Linked DNA regions of Homo sapiens: regions 2, 3 and 4 are each linked to region 1. Evidence: chromatin contacts called from ENCODE Hi-C or POLR2A ChIA-PET data. All regions are on one chromosome and are shown on one strand. Each heading gives the region's core, a stretch centred on a gene start or an enhancer-like site at or near the end of the contact. The rest is flanking DNA. Distances are from core to core; before and after follow the strand shown.

The links. Hi-C counts contacts between places; a loop is a spot of excess contacts on that map. ChIA-PET counts read pairs that join two places held with the same protein, here RNA polymerase II (POLR2A). Pooled maps may share reads with other maps.
Region 2: a map of naive thymus-derived CD4-positive, alpha-beta T cell shows a loop between it and region 1 (27-fold over the local background). The contact joins the promoter of SLC25A24 here to the promoter of PRMT6 in region 1. A Hi-C loop is called at or near these places in 2 of 168 maps with a recorded cell type or tissue (both naive thymus-derived CD4-positive, alpha-beta T cell) and 11 of 50 pooled maps. POLR2A ChIA-PET finds 5 or more read pairs at or near these places in 1 of 52 experiments (CD4-positive, alpha-beta memory T cell).
Region 3: a loop to region 1 is called in a pooled map, with 16 times the contacts of the local background. The contact joins the promoter of PRPF38B here to the promoter of PRMT6 in region 1. A Hi-C loop is called at or near these places in 1 of 37 single-sample maps with no recorded cell type and 8 of 50 pooled maps.
Region 4: a loop to region 1 is called in a pooled map, with 4 times the contacts of the local background. The contact joins the enhancer-like site here to the promoter of PRMT6 in region 1. A Hi-C loop is called at or near these places in 4 of 50 pooled maps.

What each region holds. Positions count from the first base shown.
Region 1 is chr1:107,054,878-107,058,315 of GRCh38, forward strand. It overlaps PRMT6 (protein arginine methyltransferase 6), which reads left to right and starts at 1,797. Exons shown (of 1, transcript NM_018137.3): 1 at 1,797-3,438. The coding sequence starts at 1,839. The coding sequence ends at 2,966. RefSeq lists enhancers at 2,029-2,078, 2,099-2,238, 2,249-2,378, 2,389-2,598.
Region 2 is chr1:108,198,449-108,201,592 of GRCh38, forward strand. SLC25A24 (solute carrier family 25 member 24) reads right to left here and starts at 1,895. Exons shown (of 10, transcript NM_013386.5): 1 at 1,508-1,895. The coding sequence starts at 1,690. RefSeq lists a silencer at 1,679-2,018 and an enhancer at 1,819-2,113.
Region 3 is chr1:108,690,068-108,693,702 of GRCh38, forward strand. It overlaps PRPF38B (pre-mRNA processing factor 38B), which reads left to right and starts at 2,243. Exons shown (of 6, transcript NM_018061.4): 1 at 2,243-2,800. The coding sequence starts at 2,525. RefSeq lists enhancers at 1,895-2,084, 2,022-2,582, 2,165-2,494, 3,145-3,635.
Region 4 is chr1:108,078,556-108,081,964 of GRCh38, forward strand. No RefSeq gene overlaps it. Among named protein-coding and RNA genes, the nearest start is that of LINC02785, 16 kb to the left of the region's middle. Within about 2 kb of position 1,281, at least 6 of the 41 ENCODE cell types and tissues checked have a DNase peak (open chromatin) inside an H3K27ac peak, as active enhancers do.

The DNA of each region.
Region 1 (3,438 bases), core at 547-3,046:
AGGCCACTGAAAAAAATACAATTTACCCAATTAAAATAACGAAGCAAGATTTAACTAAGATCATTTTAGTGAGAAACAGTTGTTCTCACCCTGGCTGCCCATTAGAATTCCCTGGGGAGCTTTTAAAAACTAGAAGCCCAGGTTCCACTGGAGTGATTCCGATTTAATTGGTCTGAGGTAGACCCAGGCATCGGTATTTTTTAAAAAGCTCCTTAGAGAATTCTAATAAGCAGCCAGGATGGAGAGTCTTGAGTTAGAAGTAGAGTACAGCTAAGGATGCCATATCAATAAACCTATTCTGCTAATGAAAGATTAATAGAGAAAATAGGATGAAAGAACTTTGATCCCAGACAAGGAATACAGGCCTATTGGTTACAAGGACATAATTCAAGACCACAAGAAAATAAAAATCCATTTTACTCTGAGTGACTTTTTTTTCAAGCTGGCAGAAAATGGCATTATGCCCACCTTGTTAATAACACGGACACCCATACAGATGCCACACATATTTAAAAACATATTTTATTTCCATTATGGACAACAAAAAGAGAGTAACAGCTGATGGTTGACTACAAGAAAAATATAAGAGAAAGAGGAGAGTGTCAATATTGCCCGGACAAGAAAACACAGGAAAAAATGAATTGCATTGAGAAAGTGATTAAAAGAAATTGATTCCGTTATTTCTGAGAGAAAAAAACGCATATATATATAGAATACACCTAGCAACGAGTTTGCTTGTATCACATGGCTCTTGAGTCTGCACTTTTCAGGATTTAACTCTTAAGAGAGCCACAGAATTATCAGAGCAGAGCCGAAAGCCAAGTAACTATTCTTCTAAGTAGAACCAGAAACCTAGTTCTTCCCCAACTGCAATGAAGATTCGCTGGTGGGTGAATGGGCAACTAAAGGCCAGAGAAGTTCTATTATTTGCCCTAAATCACTCAACTAATTAGTGGTCATACTGGAATCAGAACCAAGATTTTGCATTGTTAGGTTTTAATTTTGTTACATTTGCACTCTAACTGCACTGAAAACAGAAAAAAGAAATGCGTAGTGCAGTTTCTAAATTGCCACAGCTGGAGCACTTTAAGAGCTACAATTGTCCAGTTAAGGCGGTAGTGGGTGGATGGTGCTGCCATGTTAATTCGGTGGAATAAAACCAGAGGTGAGTTAGGCCGGGCGCGGTGGCTCACGCTTGTAATCCCAGCACTTTGGGAGGCCGAGGTGGGCGGATCACCTGAGGTCGCGAGTTTGAGACCAGCCTGACCAACAGGGAGAAACCCCGTCTACCAAAAATACAAAATTAGCCGGCCCTGGTGGCATGCGCCCGTAATCCCAGCAACTCGGGAGGCTGAGGCAGGAGAATCGCTTGAACCCAGGAGGCGGAGGTTGCGGTGAGCGGAGATCGCGCCATTGCACTCCAGCCTGGGAAACAAGAGCGAAACTCCCTCTCAAAAAAAACAAAAAACAGAAAAACAAACAAAAAAAACAGAGGTGAGTTCAGCAGAAGAAACAAAGGTGGATTATTAGTCTTAAGTGTGCGTGCCTACTTCAGGAAGGGAGTGAAAGCAAAAAACTGAGGAGCTAAGGGTGGGAGGGGGAATGAAAGGATCTCAGAATGTGGGCGTCGTGGGTGGGAAAAGGGATGCCAGGACACCAGAAGAGCAATACAAAACAGCTCCCGTGAGCAGGCACAGGAGACCTTCCGCGCCGCCGGCCGGGCGACCCCGCAGGAAGTAGGAAGGACGAGCGCGCACTACAAGTCCCAGAAGCCCCCGTTTCCTGGAGCCCGCGCCGTGCCGCGCTACGCCCGCCGGGAGCCGGGCAGAGCGGCCAAGATGTCGCAGCCCAAGAAAAGAAAGCTTGAGTCGGGGGGCGGCGGCGAAGGAGGGGAGGGAACTGAAGAGGAAGATGGCGCGGAGCGGGAGGCGGCCCTGGAGCGACCCCGGAGGACTAAGCGGGAACGGGACCAGCTGTACTACGAGTGCTACTCGGACGTTTCGGTCCACGAGGAGATGATCGCGGACCGCGTCCGCACCGATGCCTACCGCCTGGGTATCCTTCGGAACTGGGCAGCACTGCGAGGCAAGACGGTACTGGACGTGGGCGCGGGCACCGGCATTCTGAGCATCTTCTGTGCCCAGGCCGGGGCCCGGCGCGTGTACGCGGTAGAGGCCAGCGCCATCTGGCAACAGGCCCGGGAGGTGGTGCGGTTCAACGGGCTGGAGGACCGGGTGCACGTCCTGCCGGGACCAGTGGAGACTGTAGAGTTGCCGGAACAGGTGGATGCCATCGTGAGCGAGTGGATGGGCTACGGACTCCTGCACGAGTCCATGCTGAGCTCCGTCCTCCACGCGCGAACCAAGTGGCTGAAGGAGGGCGGTCTTCTCCTGCCGGCCTCCGCCGAGCTCTTCATAGCCCCCATCAGCGACCAGATGCTGGAATGGCGCCTGGGCTTCTGGAGCCAGGTGAAGCAGCACTATGGTGTGGACATGAGCTGCCTGGAGGGCTTCGCCACGCGCTGTCTCATGGGCCACTCGGAGATCGTTGTGCAGGGATTGTCCGGCGAGGACGTGCTGGCCCGGCCGCAGCGCTTTGCTCAGCTAGAGCTCTCCCGCGCCGGCTTGGAGCAGGAGCTGGAGGCCGGAGTGGGCGGGCGCTTCCGCTGCAGCTGCTATGGCTCGGCGCCCATGCATGGCTTTGCCATCTGGTTCCAGGTGACCTTCCCTGGAGGGGAGTCGGAGAAACCCCTGGTGCTGTCCACCTCGCCTTTTCACCCGGCCACTCACTGGAAACAGGCGCTCCTCTACCTGAACGAGCCGGTGCAAGTGGAGCAAGACACGGACGTTTCAGGAGAGATCACGCTGCTGCCCTCCCGGGACAACCCCCGTCGCCTGCGCGTGCTGCTGCGCTACAAAGTGGGAGACCAGGAGGAGAAGACCAAAGACTTTGCCATGGAGGACTGAGCGTTGCCTTTTCTCCCAGCTACCTCCCAAAGCAGCCTGACCTGCGTGGGAGAGGCGTAGCGAGGTCGGAGGGGAAAGGGAGATCCCACGTGCAAGTAGGGGGAATATCTCCCCCTTTTCCCTCATAGCCTCTAGGGAGGGAGAGTGACTTCATTCTCCATTTGAAGAGATTCTTCTGGTGATGTTTACTTAAAAAGTGATCCCCCTCAACAACGGATACAGCGTGCTTATTATTGGGCATTTAGCCTCAAAAGCATGTAGTACCAAGCACTTGTATTTCCGTATATTTTGTTTCGCGGGGGAGTGAGGGGGAAGAACACGGATGAAAATGTCAGTTTTTGAAGGGTCCATGCACATCCCTGACACCTCACACCTTATCTAAGTCTGAAGCTGGGGAGAAAGGGGTTCATTTAGACTTCATACATTTCCAGTACGACTTTAGTATCTCTCCAGAGCCATATTTTCTCAGTCC
Region 2 (3,144 bases), core at 645-3,144, 1.1 Mb after region 1:
AAGTAACTGGACCAGAATGAGAAAATGAATACAAAGGACATCCATTGCAATTTCACTTACAATCGTTTTTAAACTATCAATAAAGTAAAAGGTGATTTAAAAAGAATTGGTAACATATACTATGACACAAACATATAACAGAATATGATGCAGTTACGTAAAAATGGTGATACAGCAGCAATTCTCAAGCTTTTTGATCTCAGGATCCCTTTACAATCTTAAAAATCATTGAGCACTCCAAAGAGCTTTTGTATATTGTAGGGACCATGGAGTTGTACCACTGAGATCTCCCTTCAAAGGCACCTACTGTGAGGAACACAGTTGACTTCCACTCTCTAGCCTCTAACCCTGGCATCTGCTGATGCACTGCAGCAAGGTCGTCCCTTTCCTGGGCTGCTTCCAGCCAATGATTGGACATGGTGGGGAACTCCAACTGGGCCATTTCTGGGACAATCAGCACAAAGTACCAAAAGTTGGTTCCTTCAAAGTATGAATAAAATACACAAAACTTTGGCAAGATTGAAGGGGAGAAAAGGATAGATATGAGGAATGAAATAGAGAACCTACCTACAGATTCAGTCAGAAGTGTTATAAAATCATCGGTGAGTATTATGAACCTTGGACAGAACAGGCAGTTTCAAAAAAAATTGTAACTTACTAAATCTGACTCTAGAAGAAACAGTAAACTGAAGAGGCCTATAACTACCAAAGACATTAAAAGAGAAGTGAAATATAACTATATAACAGTTGTTGGCCCTCATAGTAACCTAATCACTTTCCCTCTTTGGATAAGAGAATGCCAGTGTCAGGGAACGCTTCAACAGGGTTGGAGAAGTTCCACATATCTCCACCCTACTAAAGGGGCAGAAGTTCAGGGGCACAGTTAAGATGACTCAGAGAAAATGAAATTGCTCAGTCGCAGGTCAAGTCAACCCTTCAGATCAATTTATGTACCTAGGGCATTAACCTAGGAATGTCTTAAACAATGGAATGCCGCCATTCCTTCTCAACAGGAAGTGGGGGAAACACGCGATTGGTTTTCAAACAGTTTTCAAACAGTAGACAATACACATAGCTGCTGTAACAAAGCAGCTTCGAAAGAGATCGAATGTGTGCGCCTTTATACAAAACTTGGGACCCACTGAAGTCTGACAGCTAAAACGGATTACATGTCTGCAAGGTATTAAAACAGAAAACAAAGAACCTGGGATGGATTCAGGACAAAAGTGTCTTAAAAATTTAACAGTGCCCGTGGGCCAGAGTGTCCACAACACTCATTTTATCTGGACAAATACCAGTAGACTTTCGTATTATGACCCACTTCTGTTACCGGGGTCGCCGGTCGCGGCCCCACGCCCGAGTTTCTGAAGCCACCGGAGCGCTGGGCGCCACAGTTCCTCCTTCCTCTCCTGGCAACGCCTCAAGCCGCCGCCCTCCTCGGTCCTCGCAGTGTCCCCAGCGCCCGCAGCCCTCCCTACGCTCAGGCGGCGCCCCGGCGGCGACCCACCTCCTCGGCGTCCTGGCCCAGAGGGATGCCCAGGTTCCTGAGCCCCTCCTGCAGCTCGCCGATGTCCACCACTCCGTCCCCATTGCGGTCCAGTGCCTGGAAGAGGGTCTCGTAGCGCGTCGGCTGCTCCGCGTCCTGGCAGGCCGCGGTGGGCAGCACGAAGTCCCGCAGCCAGCGCAACATGGTCCCAGAGGCGCAGGCGGCCTGGCCGAGGAAGTCACGGGAGATCGAGGGCTGCGGGGCGAGACCGGGACCAGCGCGAGGCCGGGCTGGGCGGGGCGCGCGGCGCAACAGCGTTTGGGGCGCCGTCGGGGTTGCGGCTGCGGCGCGCAGGGCGCAGGGCGCAGGAGCGGAGACCCCACCCGAGCCCGCGCGGAGCGCAGGGTGTGGCCGTCCCGCCGCTGCTGGGGAGGAGCTCGCCGCGCTGGCCTCGGCGGCACTGGCCGGGCCCGCCTCCAGAGAGCCGGAAGTGAGGGAGCTGGGAGCTGGGTCTCGGGAGGTGCTGTGCGGACCCGGGGTCGACCTCTGCCCAGTTGCCAGTCCCGCTGTCAGCATGCGGGTCCGAGGAAGAGGCCCCCAGCAGGTCCAGGGCTGCAGCGTCAGCGCGTCGGTGGCTTGGGAGCGGGGTCTTGAAGACTGGTTACTCCACTTAAAGACCCTCTCGGGCCGGAGCCTTGGCGGTCAGCCCAGAGCTGCTTCTCTCTGCCTGGAAACTGGGCCATGGAGGGCATTGTCTCTCACGGATGTCTAATTTTTTCGTGGTTGCACACCTGGGATGGCGATTCTGCTTTAAAAAGCAGAGAGTTAAATCCTAAAGCATCTATTGGAGCAATTATAAAACAAAAAGGAGAAACTCCTGGATTTGTTGCAGAAAAGATCAACAGCCATCTGCGTGGGCAACGGGGAAAAGAAGGACTAGTTTGGTAGGCAGCTTAGCTAGGATTTGCCCGTGATTAAGCGTATAGAGTGTCTGCCAGCTGCACTTATCAGAAAAAACCACAGCGCCCTCCTCCTTCTCAAGATGGGTGCAGTTCCGAGGTTTGGAGCTTATTACTCAGGCAAGACAGAACTTATTACTGCCTAGCATGGAATAACGGAAGGAACATTGGACTTAACAGAGAAAGTACCTAATCCTTCAGGTGTGACATAGCGTCTCCGGGTAGTCTCTCATCAGTAAAATGAGAATATAAATATCTGCCTTCACAACAAAGTTGTATATTAGGTGTGAAAGGTCTTAATTCTCTAAGGCGCCAATCAAATGAGATATCATTAATTGTAATAATCCTGTTCATTCACAGCTGCGTAAGAGGAACTATTGTTGTACTGCTGTTTGCAGAAAAGAAGATACCTCTGTACTTGTAAATTAGGGTGTCTCACATCTTCTGAATCACTACACAGAAATCAGTTCCAACAACAGCCAGGAACTCAGACCCTGAACTTACCTCTCCTCATATCATTTTGTATGTTTAAGATATGTATGAATCTAGAATTTGTAAATTAAGGGCTGCCTGCTTAGTAAAATCATCTTGAAACTGATTTATCTTTTTATATTACTTCCAACTTCCAGTCTTATTAAGAATCATTGCCTTCCTTTGGAACTGCCTTCAAACTTCAAATTTTCTCTGTCCTTGAAAACC
Region 3 (3,635 bases), core at 993-3,492, 1.6 Mb after region 1:
ATTTTGGGGAAAAAAAACTGGAACCAGATGCCTGTGTTACATAACAGGAAAGTCTAATTACTTCTGAATTCCTCAGATAAGAAGTTTTTGTCTCCAGGGCCTGCTGGATGGTCACCAGGTAATTTTGCTCTGGTCATTTTCCCCTGACAAATAACTTGGTCAAATCTTGGACCCTTTATATTCCCCCATGCTCAAGTCAGCCTGTTGCATATCATGGTCTCAAGAAAGAGAAAATAGCATAGTGAAGAGGGATGTCAAGTCTATCTGGCTACTTCCTGCTGAAAGAGGGCTCTCCAGCCTGGGCCAGAGAGTGGGACTCTGTCTCAAAAAAAAAAAAAAAAAATCCAGACAGTCTAGTCACAAATGTTCACAGCATTTTCAACAACAATTTGTGTTGTTTCTAATTTGGGGCTATTACAAATAAAAATGCTGTTCCCATCAATGATTAGATAAACAAAATAGTGATAAATCCATACAACTGAATACTAATCAGTAATTAAAACAAAACACAACCTGCTGATACATGCAATAAGGAGGCAAAAAAAAAGAGAACACTGTGTGGGGATAATGATTTCATTTATTTAAGATTCAAGAAAATGCAAACTAGTCTCTACTGACAGAAAGTGGTTGCTTCGGTATGAGGTTGGAAAGAGAGATGGATTACAAAGGGCACAAGAAAACTTTTGGGATTGACAGAAGATTATGTTTATTGTAGTAGTGGTTTAATGGGTATACATATATGTCAAAACTGATCAAACCAAACTTACGGCTTTATATATGTGCAGCGTAGAGGTCTTCAATTATAACTGAATAAAGTTTTCTAAAAAATGGGGATAAAAATAACATCTTCAGCCTGTTGTAGGGATTCACTGAATATGTTAAAGCACTTTATCATAATACCTGGCTCCGAGTTTGATGCCGCTGACACTTAGATATCAAACTCAACCTCTCTACCAAGCTCTTCATCCAAACAGACTAGGGGTAAAGACTGTCTAAGACTATACAGAAAGATCATGTATCTGAGGAATTAAAAATAGGGCATAAGATTTGGCAATGTGTCACTCGGCAAACTCAATAAACTAGTATTATCAAGGCAAAAAATATATACACAAAAAGAACTGGGTTAAAAAAAATTTTTTCTATGGACTTTTAACGTGATAACTCATGACACAGGGGTTAGGATCTTCAGTTTTCCTTTGGAAGTTAATAAAAACCACTATAGAGAAAAACAAGATTTGCTAGTAAGAAGGTGAAAACTGCTTCTCCTCTCAGGGTTCTAGTTCTCTTGCAACCTAAAACAAAGGAACCAGACAGGATATCCACTTTCGTACCGTACAGCTCCAAACACTAATCAATCACTCCATTCACTTATCTTTTCTATTTCCTTGTATTCTGTCAAACAACTGTCTCTTGGTTTAAATACTTTTCTGCTGGTCTTCGCTCTCTCTCTCTCCTCTTCTGGTTTATTTTCATCCAGATGTGGATTTTCCCCAAAGTTTCCATCTTATCCTTTTCTCCTCCTGTGTATGCGCCACTGAAGTCAAGATTGCCACATTCAAACTCCCCACACATTCACACACCCACTCCCAATATACAGTATCTCGCCCAATGTTTATCACTCCGGATACATTCCTAGAATCCAAAGATCTGGAGCAGGGAGAAAAAGAAAAGGCGCCTACCAGATGCCTGGAACAGTCTACTAGGCACTACAAGTACATTAGCTCTTTCAATGCTCACAACAGCCCAGCCAGATGTTATCTCAATCTTACGGATGAATAAATTTAAGACTTCTGGCTGGACACTAGAGGCTGGCGAAGTACGTGACCTTTGATCAGAATCTCCTGGAGGAGTGGGGTCCCTGACCATTGTACCTTCCAGAGAACCTTAAAACTGAGATCCCAGGAGACCCCTCTCGGATACTCTGCAGAAGTCAGAGTGACGATATTAGCAAGCACACCGCAGCCATGCGAACCCTTCCTGGCTCAGCTCCCGACAAAAGAAATCAAGCCCCCAGTCAAAATACAACAACAACGGATTAGGCCTACAACCCTCTCCCCCGGCCCCCAAATTCTCAGGAGAAATCCCCTAAGAGTCAGGTACGGAGGTCACTGCAGCGACTTCAGCGTGCAGAGAACGCGGGGACCTAGGAAGAGGACGCTCCAGCCCAACTGAGCGTCTCTGATTGGCCGCCAGCTCAGCTTGGAACGCTGGGGTGCGTGGCGTCATATCCGCCGGGCCCGCCATCTTGTTCCCAGGGGCAGTTGGCGGAAGAGATCGAGCTCCCTGGCTGCCGGCTCGCCTTCTGCGTGGAGTTCTCGCGGTCTGGGTTTCGCTGTCTGCTCTTGGCCCGGGGTCATTTTGTCGGCGTCGGGTGCCCTCTCTTGCCCAGCTGGGGCACAGCGAGGCGGCCCCTTCTCCCGACGACGTTCGATGGAGTAGGGTCCCAGACCGTTGTCCCGAAGAGCGAGATCGAGCTTGGCCCCCTCCCCCCCCTCCTTCCCTCCCTCCTTCCTTCCGCCGCAACATGGCTAACAACAGCCCCGCGCTGACAGGCAACTCGCAGCCGCAGCACCAGGCGGCTGCAGCTGCGGCTCAGCAACAGCAGCAGTGCGGCGGCGGCGGCGCTACCAAGCCGGCGGTCTCCGGCAAGCAGGGCAATGTGCTCCCGCTCTGGGGCAACGAGAAGACCATGAACCTCAACCCCATGATCCTGACCAACATCCTGTCGTCGCCTTACTTCAAAGTACAGCTCTACGAGCTCAAGACCTACCACGAGGTGGTGGACGAGATCTACTTTAAGGTACGAAGTGTGTAGGCCTTGGCTTTGGGGGTAAGTTCGGAAGAGGGGGTATGGAGGAAACGGGCGAAGGCGGCCCCCGAAATCTGAAGATTTGTGGGTGGGGGAAGGTGGTTCGGCGGAGGGGTGGCTGCGGCCTGTAGTGTGTCTGGGAGGGGTCGGACTGGGGCCGCCCTCTCGTTTCCATTTTAGATTTTTAGGGCCGGGAGAGCCCGCCACTATTGATCTCTCTCCTCCCCCAACCTCCTGCCCACCCCTGGGGGGAGTTGGGCAAGAGGGATGGGGGAGAGGAGGAAAGAGTAACAGAAGCCTTTCCAGTTTACAGCTTTAAAATTATTCCTTTTGACGTGGATCTGCTGAGCGCCAACTTGTTGGTGCTTCTCCCGCTCACCCCTGGCCAGGGCGTGTAATGACTTCAGTATTGGCCTCGTGTTGTTGGTACTCACTATCCGATCCAGGCAGGGAAATGGTCAGTGCGTGTGTGTCGGGTGGGGTGGGGGGATGAGGGTGGAGAGGTGCCATTTCAAGAGGTGTACAGAAGGCCTGGAAATTTTCCCAGCAGGAAGTCAGGAGTAAGAGGTCTCAGCCACCTGTGCATTGGGCTAATTTAGAATTATCTGGGCCCTGGGCTTCTGCGGCAGGGTCGGTGCTGGCTTGGCTGTGCTGGGGAGCTCACCTGGCGCCTCCTCACTGCACTCTTGTCTCAGTTCTTGTTTCGTTAGCAGGATTGACTCAGTCTTGCAGCGAGGCTCGGAGCAGCCCAGGGTCGCAGGTAGAGGTATGCACTATTAATCATGCTCAATCGCCATAAATGCATTTCCCTGGTTAAATGAACGAC
Region 4 (3,409 bases), core at 31-2,530, 1.0 Mb after region 1:
ACCTAGTAATTGGCCCTCCCCTAAAACCACCTCTGGGTCGTTGTTTTTATTCCAGGTTTTGACCAGTAATTCCTAAAAAAAAAAAAAACTGTTTTTAACCTCTCCAAAATTTTAAATAGGTTTACAATAGAAACATTCTATGGGTTATAATGTAGTTTCTTCACAAGGTCTTAAAGAATCCAGCAAAGGAAAGCAAGGTTATACCTACTGCCTTTCCCTAAGGAAGATAACCAATCTTCTTTCTTTTCTGTCTTCGGCCTTGGTTTATGTGGAAATCCATTTGAATGGGGACTATATTTATCTATATGATCTGTCTTATGTATTCAGTTTGGGCTCACTGTGAGAGATGTATATACACCTGTCAAATTATGACAATTGGTTATTCTTGGCTGCAATGCTGACTTAAGTGATGATCTTCCTCAAGTCTCATAGATTTCTCACCTTGTAAAAATACTAGCCTACTTAAATAGAAACACTGTGAGGATTAACTAATAGGTTGTTCTGAAAATGTCAATGTCTATAAACATTATTATTAATGAGTTAAATTATAAATATACATGTTGAAGTAAGCAAGCCCTTGATTTTAAACTCCAAAAGAATGCTAGTTTGAATAGTTTAATGTTGTTACTCCAGTATAACACTAGATTTTTAAAAATCTAAGACTACATTTTGCCCAAGACTATGGCCAATACACATCAAATTGGTTTTTTGTTGTTTTGTTTTAATTACCTTTAATATTCACATTAAAGAATTTTCTAGAATCCAAGACTAGGCAATCTTAAAGATCATCATACTTTTACCCGGAGTGGGGTTATAATTGTATAACCACTTAAAAATCTGGTCATTCAACCTCCCATTAAACTCTAGAATAGCATTCTACTTCATATGAAGACCCTTTGAAGTGTTCAGTGAAAACTAATTGTTAGAAATGTCTTTCTGTAAACTGAGATGAATTCCATTGAATTCCTAATCTTTGGTCTGTGTTCTGGAGCTAAATCTTATCAATCTTCTCCATGACAGCCTTTTAACTATTTGATGACAGTCGTCAGAGCCACACGAGTGTTTTTTTTTCTCACAGCCCCCAGATCCTTTTTTCATCCTTAATGTGACATGGTTTCCTGAACTCAGCCTTCATCCTGTTTGCCCTCTCAAGACAGGCTGCAATTTCTCATGGTACCTTTCAAGCGTGGTGCAGAGGACTGATGACAGAACCCTAGAAGTAGCCTCCGAGTGGGAACTAACACTGGGGCCCGCCTCCCTTCCTGTCCCCCTCCCACCTGCACAGGAGCCCAGCTGCAGGCAATGATAAGATGCTCTGCTTCTGGGCCCCGCTTCATTTCCTGCCTTCCAGCCAAGGGCTTCAACTGCAGACAATCAGAACTGTTCAGATCCTGGGGCCCCACTGTACATCCTTCCCCCTAAATCCCTGGGTGCCAAAGGTAGGTGCCAGTCAGCACCCACCCCCTCACCCCCAGCAACTGGAGGCCCATGTCAGCTTCAGCATAAAAATCTCCTTATGCCCAAGGGCTCCTTGTTCACCAGTAGTTCACCATCCTGACTGCACATTAGAAATCCCTGGGGGGCTTTTAAAAATATCAATACTGCTATACTACCCACAGATTCTGATAGAATTGGGCTGCTGTAGGACCCAGGCATGATACTTTTGAAAAGCTCCCGGGGAGTTCTAACGGACAGTCAGGGTTAAAATCCAGTGAGGAAACCCGGATTCCTCCTGAGGCTATGAAAATGTTTTATCTCCCCTGCCCGACTTATCACCAAGTCAGTGGTGATTTCTCAGTCATCCAGGTCATTACTGTAGGCACTTAATATCAAATATTGAATGAATAAGTAGCCTCATGTTCCTTTGAGACCCACACCCTCTGTGAATGATAAGCTGTCTGCTTCTTCAACCTCATCATTTGGTGATCTCTTGTCAATTCTCTCATATTCATCATGAACTTTGGCTTGCCATCCTTCTCCTCCATCTTTTCATCACCTGCTTGGGGACCAGCACCCACACAGACTGTGTTTCCACATCCTGGCCTCCACTTCCTTGATCTCAACTCCAGTGACCTTCATCACCACCCCACCAAAGACACCTACACCCAAGACCACACTCACACTTTGTCATCATTCAGAACATCTTCCCCTCTGAAATATTAAATCCCACTGTTCCATTCTAACCATTCTCTGTCAAGCTCTCACTCTTTTTACTCCATCTCAATCATTCTTTTTTACCCCCTGGTCAAGCTTTAAGAAAGAGTGCTTTTCACTTTTTCCAATGCTTTCACTCTTTTCGGTGCTTTCCAATGCCCATTTTGCTATCTTCCACCTACTCCTCAACTCACTTCACTCTGTCTTCTCACCTCATCTTGTCACCAAAACTCCTTCTTCTAGGGATACTTCTAAATCTTCATTTACTGGAATGCTTTACAGCATTTAGTGCTGAATATAGTCACTCTCTCTTGAAACCATGTCCTCACCCAGTTCCTGGAGCCACACTCTCCTGCCTCACCTATCATCACCTATCTCACTTATCATTACTTTTCAGTGTCCTCTGCAGGCTTCTCTTCTTCCACCAGACTCCTAAATGTTGCTGGTCCCTAAGACTCCAGTGTGGTCCCATAATGACATTTACATTTTTAAAAATCATGCCCATAGCTTCAAATACTGCTTTTAACAGGCAACTTCCCCAAATAAATATCTAGCCCAGACCCCTTTCCTGATGTATGAATTGAATTTCAGTTCAATACATATCTCCAAAAGAATATCCCACAATTCTTCTCAAATCCAGTGTATTCAAAACTGAACTCATCATCTTCTCTGATAGGAATTCTAAATCCAAAAGGGACTGCAAAGTCTATCTGGTTCAATTTTTATCCTACAGCTTCAAGAACTCTCTAAGAACACAAGCATTGCTGCCCAAGAGCTACCTTGTGGTCCATTTAACTCAATATCTTCCTGATGAGACTTTTTGGATTAATCTCTCTCCTGAATTCCCTATCTGAGCATATGACACCATCTTCACCCACTTGCCAAAGCAAAGAACTTGAGAGTCCTACTAATTTCACCTTTCTTTTAAGTCTACATCCAATCACCAAGTCCTATTACTTCTACCTCCTAAAAATCTCCCATTGTTCAAAAATATTTCTTGAGCATCTACTATCTTCCAGGTACTGTTCTAGACTCTGGACAGAGTGGTAAATAAGAAAGTGAAACTTTGCCCTCACCATCTTCGTACTCAATATCGATCAGGGTTTGATCAAAAAAGCAGAACCACTCAGAGTGATAAGAGGTTTGGCATATGGATTTGACCTTATACAATCGTGGGAGCTGGTTAACAAGTTTATGTACAGCTGTTGCTTCTTCATTTGGTGCTGGCCTGAAGTCATCAGGGTAGGCAGTCAGG